Linked DNA regions of Homo sapiens: region 1 is linked to region 2. Evidence: read pairs that join two places in POLR2A ChIA-PET (ENCODE). Cell type or tissue: PC-9. All regions are shown on one strand. Links, peaks and the distances in the headings refer to the core of each region. The heading gives the core; the rest is flanking DNA. Region 1 has its middle 34 kb from the start of KCNK17. Region 2 overlaps MDGA1 (MAM domain containing glycosylphosphatidylinositol anchor 1).

The links. Peaks named below come from ENCODE experiments on the same cell type or tissue, not always from the same donor. Only the 100,000 strongest peaks of a DNase experiment are listed, where the experiment ranks them.
Region 1: POLR2A ChIA-PET joins it to region 2 with 6 read pairs; 1 of 35 experiments calls an interaction of 5 or more read pairs at or near these places.

Annotation. Positions count from the first base shown.
Region 1 is chr6:39,278,785-39,281,686 of GRCh38, forward strand. No RefSeq gene overlaps it. Among named protein-coding and RNA genes, the nearest start is that of KCNK17, 34 kb to the right of the region's middle. In PC-9, for the core only: no CTCF peak of the experiment used is centred there; DNase peaks (open chromatin) are centred at 847, 1,667 and 1,737; H3K4me3 peaks cover 799 bases; H3K27ac peaks cover 2,470 bases.
Region 2 is chr6:37,629,407-37,632,308 of GRCh38, forward strand. It overlaps MDGA1 (MAM domain containing glycosylphosphatidylinositol anchor 1), which reads right to left. Exons shown (of 17, transcript NM_153487.4): 17 at 1,273-2,902. Among named protein-coding and RNA genes, the nearest start is that of MDGA1, 67 kb to the right of the region's middle. RefSeq lists an enhancer at 2,198-2,247. In PC-9, for the core only: no CTCF peak of the experiment used is centred there; DNase peaks (open chromatin) are centred at 1,125 and 2,055; H3K27ac peaks cover 2,500 bases.

The DNA of each region.
Region 1 (2,902 bases), core at 219-2,718, 1.6 Mb after region 2:
CCTCAGCCTCCTGAGTACCTGGGACTATAGGCACGTGCCACCATGTCTGACTACTTTTTGTACTTTTAGTGGAGGTGGTGTTTCACCATGTTGGTCAGGCTAGTCTCAAACTCCTGACCTCAAGTGATCCATCCACCTCGGCCTCCCAAAGTGTTGGGATTACAGGTGTGAGCCACCACACCCGACCTAAGTGGGTTTCAATATGCACTGTTTATGGCTAAGCAGAGGGTCCTGGCACCACCTATTTCCCCAGCACCTGTAGCATTTTGTAACTTATCCAGAGGGCTTGTTTCTCGTGCCCGAAGTTCAGGTGGCCTTCTCCTTGGGAGCACTTTCGAGGGTGGAGGGTGTGGCAGCAGCTGGGTCACTGGCAGTGCGGTGAGGGAAAACAAGGGTCTGGAGCTGGGCAGTTCCGACTCCACCACACGCTGGCTGTGCCAGCTGGGCAGGTCTCTGCCCCTTTCAGGCCCCAATGCCTTTCTCCTGAAAGATGGGGATAATAACAGTAGCTACCTCATTGGGTTCATAAGAGGACTAGGTGATAAAATGTTTGTGAAGTGCCAGGTAGAGTAACCTAGAATCATAATTTTTATGATTATCTCCAAACACCGTTGCCATCAGCAGTAGGAAACACTGCTGCCATTGGCAGTAGGAAAAACTGGGCAGGACCCCTCCTGAGCAGCCCATGCCAGGACCTCAGGCTACAGTGACCCCAGGAGTTGCCTTGGCAGGAGAAGGGTATCCAGGCAGCTGTGCTCTCACCACTGGCTGGGGCTGGAATGTTCCGAGTGCTTGCATAAGAACCAGGATGGGGATCCAGGTAGCTCAGTGTTTGCAAAGCATAGCTTTCCCTGGGCCACAGAAGCTACCAGCCCTCATGGTGATGAAATGTGCCCACTGTGGGTGGAGCAGGTCAGCCACTGCCATGGCTGCCTTGCCCGCCTCGCCCCACTGGAGTAGCACAGAACAGTATGTCTTGCTCTGGGTTTCAGCCTGGCCCAAAGCCCAGGGTCCAGGTACAAGGGTGGAGGGTCAGGCAGAGGGAGTGAGGCAGCAGACCCCGGCATGAGCATTCGCTCTGCTGCTGGCAAGCAGGGTGGCCTTGGCCGGTCCTTCCCCTCAAAAGAGCTTGTTTTCAAGTGATTTCTAAGCCCCCTTTAGCTTGGAGAAGTTTCGTCCTCTCACACTCCTAGGGAAAGGCAGCCAGGTCAGTGTCCCGTAGCATTTCATGGCCCCCAATCTCTGGTTCTGCCAAGAAAACTAAAAGTTTGGGTTCTGGTTTTCCTTCTTCCTTCCTTCATTCAGGTTTTCCTAAGGGCTGAGCACATTCTGTTGCAGGAAGCACCTGTTCTTGAGGCTTCAGGGTCCAAGTGAGAAGAAAAGACAAAAGACCCCACATACCCCAAGTCAGTCAGGTGACAGCAAGTACCCAGAAGGGCTGAGACAGAGGGTGTGAGGACAGCTCTGAGGAGGACATCAGGGGCTGCCAGAGAGCGGGGTGTGGCACGCAGGAGGGAAGAGAGGGCGTTCCAGGTGGGAGCCTGCAAGAGCCCAAACCGGATGTGGTTGAGTCAGGAAGGGCAGGAGTCAGAGGCTTGGACAGCAAATCACTGGCCCTGAGATCACCCCAGGCTTTCACCACTGTGCATTGGCCCCTGCATGGATCTAGGGCCAGCCCTGCTGCAGGGGCTCCCTGGGGACTGGGCGTCCCCTGGCCCAGACCCACCCCATTGCCTCTGTCCGTACAGGAGCTGCCTGTGACCAGCTGAGAGCAGCAACCTCTGGGGACAAGGCTATGTGGCTGCCAAGGCTGTGGCAGTAGCTGACTCTCACTCATCACTCTCCCTTTCAGTTTTCTTTCCGGGTTCACTTCAGGAGCTGTGATTTTCCTACGGCTGAGTCACCCAGGGAAGGGCAATAATAAAGGGTGATTAACAGTGTTTCAGTTCCTAGGATTTCCCATCTCAGTTTATATGAATTTGGAGCAAAGCCACAGAAGTACAGGTGGTGAGGGAGGCAAGGGCCTTTGCAGGGACCTAAGGAGACCACTCCCCTCAGACTAGGGTTCCCTGAGGAGAGGGCTGCGTCTCCCCTCAGACTGGGGCTCCCTGAGGACGGGGCTGCGTCTCCCCTCAGACTAGGGTTCCCTGAGGAGAGGGCTGCGTCTCCCCTCAGACTGGGGCTCCCTGAGGACGGGGCTGCGTCTCCCCTCAGACTAGGGTTCCCTGAGGAGAGGGCTGCGTCTCCCCTCAGACTAGGGTTCCCTGAGGAGAGGGCTGCGTCTCCCCTCAGACTGGGGCTCCCTGAGGACGGGGCTGCGTCTCCCCTCAGACTAGGGCCCTGAGGACGGGGCTGTATCTTCGTTCTATCCCTTCTACTGGGGCTTCCTGAGGAGTGGGTACAGCTCTCTTTCTTCTGTACCAGGTCCACTGTAGCCATGGGCCATTGGGTACCTCTGCAGAGGTCCTATTGGGCCCACGGACTAGAGCAGAGCAGATGGCCTGGGTCCGCCTGGTAGGGTCTCTCCTCACACCAGGAAAAGATGACGACACAGAAAGTCCCTCATTTCTCCCCCGTGCTTGTGCTTGCTCTTCGTTCCTTTCTCCTTCTCTCAGTCAGACCACAAAGGGCTACAGCCCTTTCCTGCATCTCTCACTGCCCCTCCCACTACCTGTCCACTCCCACCCAGCCCTTTGGTCACTGTTCTGACCCAGAGCCACCCTGGTACTCATTGACCAGGGGGCAAAGGTGCCAGAACTGGGCACTGCCAGCAAAACCAGAGCCCAAGTCAACTGTGCAAGGAGGGGCTTCTCTCCTGTCTCCTCTCCACTGCTGGCTGACTAAAGTCCACCTGGACTCTCCTTGGCTGCAATCCCCAATGGGAGCTGCCGGCTAGAGAGAA
Region 2 (2,902 bases), core at 136-2,635:
GGGACGGTCTCCATCTGAAGCAGAGGACTGGAGCCCGAGCCTCACAGGGAAAGGCCTTGCTTCTCCCAGCCCCTGGGGAAGAGCTGGTGGGAAAAGCAGAGTGATCTCCAAGGAGAGGAAGAAGAGGAGGGACTCTGGCTGATGTGAACGCACATCGCACCAGAAGTCAAAAACCTAGATCTCCCTCTGGGTTCTTCCTCTCCTGAATTTTCTGAGCTAGGGTAACCACATCACCTTTCTGAGCCTCACTTTGCTCATCTGTGATATGAAAATAAAAATATTAGAGTCCTGGCTGGGTGCGGTGGCCCACGCCTGTAATTGCAACACTTTGGGAGGCTGAGGCGGGTGGATCACTTGAGGCCAGGAGTTTGAGACCAGCCTGGCCAACATGGTGAAGACCCACCTCTACTAAAAATACAGAAATTAGCTGGGTATGGTGGCACATGACTATAATCCCAGCTACTTGGGAGGCTGAGGCATGAGAATCACTTGAACCTGGGAGGTGGGGGTTTCAGTGAGCCAAGATTGTGTCATTGCAATCCAGCCTGGGTGACAGAGTGAGACCTTGTCTTAAAAAATAAATAAAAATAAGCTAAGTAAATTGGCTATGTTCTTTAACAATATATATGTCAAAGTCCTGATAACAGAGGACTCGGTTGCTGTAAGTTACCTGACCTACCTGTACAGTTTGCAATGGGACCTGCCCTTGGACAGGGCCACTTGGAGGACTTTCATGGTACATACACTGCATTACTGTGCCCCTGGGAATGAATGGTCACTAGAGGAGGGGAGAAAGAGGGAAGATGCAAGGAGGTGTGTTTTCGGTGCCTGCCAGCCTCCTGCCCCTCCTAAGTGGGTCCACCCACAAACTGCCTAGAAATGGCAGCCCCCAGGTAGCCTTGTTTCATGTCCATGACCCCTTCCTCCAGCCCAGCTGGTTGGATCAGGGTGGCATCTGACTCAAGGGCAGCCAACCCACAGGTTGCCCAATGATGTATGTGTGGCTAGACCTGAAATGGGGGCCTGTCCAATCAGCCCATTATCCTGAGCGGCTGAGTCAGTGAATGCTGGCAGCTGCTACCGGAAGGCCATGAAGGAGAGTTGAGCTGGAGAGGTCATGATGCCTGGAAAGCTGAAGTTATGAGGAAGCAGACACCATGACTCAGGAGAGGAACTGCATGGACAAAAAGCAGCAGATGCTGGGGAGTGACTGAGTCATGCCAGGGTGGTCATCTATTGCTGTTGTCAAAAACTACTCCCAACCGCAGGGGCTTAAAACAACTATTTTATTATATCCCATGACGATGGGTCAGGAATTTGGACAGAGCTTGGCCGAGCAATTCAGGTGGCAGTTAGGCTGGTCTGGAAGGTCTGAGGCAGCTGCACTCCCATATCTTCTGGTGCTTTGGTGGAGATGGCTGGAAGGCTGGACTCAGCTGGGATGGTCAGCCAGAGCCCCTCCAGCATGACGGTCTCAGAGCAACTCAGAGGACATCCTAGGTGGCAGTTCAGGGCTTCCAGAGAGAACGTTCCAAGAGGCCTGAGCTGAAGCTCCAAGGCATCTTCAACTCAGCATGTCACATTCTATTGCACAAACAAGGCACTAAGAGCAACCCAGATTCAAGAGGAAGGGAATTAGACTCTGCCTCTCTACAGGAAGGATAACATGGGATTTGCAGCCATCTTTATTCTACCACAGGTAGAATACAGAAGCACCAGAAGAATACAGAAGCACCAGAAACTTCTGTAGATGATGATCCTAGAGCTACCTTGAATCCAAAATGCCCATCTGGTTCAGGAAAACCATCCCTGTTGCAACTCCTGTTTGGATTTCTGAGTGCCCATCCCCCTCACTGTGTTTGTCCTCACAATAATGCACCTGTACTTGAGTGAGCTTGAGCGGATTTCTCTTCCTGTGCTCAGGGAGCCAACCTACAGCAGTGGTGAGTCCCTTAGACCCTTCCTCTTCCATTAGAAAAGAAAGGCCAGGTGTGCCAGCAAGAAGTTACCCAACATGAGAGCCAATAAAACTTAGGTGGTAGGGAGAGGGAGCCCTTGGTCTTGTAATCTGAGCTTCAGTTTCCCCATCTGGAACATGGAAGTGAAACTGCCCAATCGACCTACCTGAATCATTGTAACCAAGTAACCTGAAAGACACTTCCTGTCATTTGCCTGATATGATGTAGTCCATATCATGACATCCACACCCTTGATTTGGGGTCACTTTGCAAATGCTCATCACTGCCTATCCCCATGACCTTGGCAAGCCCATCTCACCTACAATATATGAGTAGATGTTTGAAATAAGTGACCTTTAAGGACCTCCTAGCTCTGAAATTCTAGAATTCTGAGAGGTCTGGGGTAAAGGGAAAGGTTGGCATAACTTGATCTTAGGGCAAGGATGCAGCTAGCTGGTGGTGAATAAGGGAGGCAGCCCCAAGTAGGGTGCAGGGTGGGGTCTGTAGGGCCAGAATAGAGATTAAGAGGGAAGGGACTCCAAGCGTGTAGGAGGGATGGTAGGGTTGGGTGCCGAGAAGGGAAAATGGCATTTCAACCACCATACCAACTTTAGTCCTCCTCCTTTGCCCTTACTCCCCTTCCTTGAGCCTTCTAAGTTTTTGGGCCCTGTTGGCCTTTGCATATTCTGTTCCCTCTGCTCAGAAGCCTCTCCCAATCCCAACAGGCTAACTCCAATCATTCTGTCTCTCCTAAATGTCTCTTAGAGAAGTCTTCCCCGAAGCCCCAACCCAAATAAGAACCCTCTTCATACCTTCTTTCATAGCACCAATTTCCCTTCCCAGCCCTCACTGTACACATCATTATATATGTCTTGGTGTCATTATTAGCTTACTGTCCATCTCTCCCATTAAACAGGGGCTTCCACAAAGGCAGTGTTTGGTTG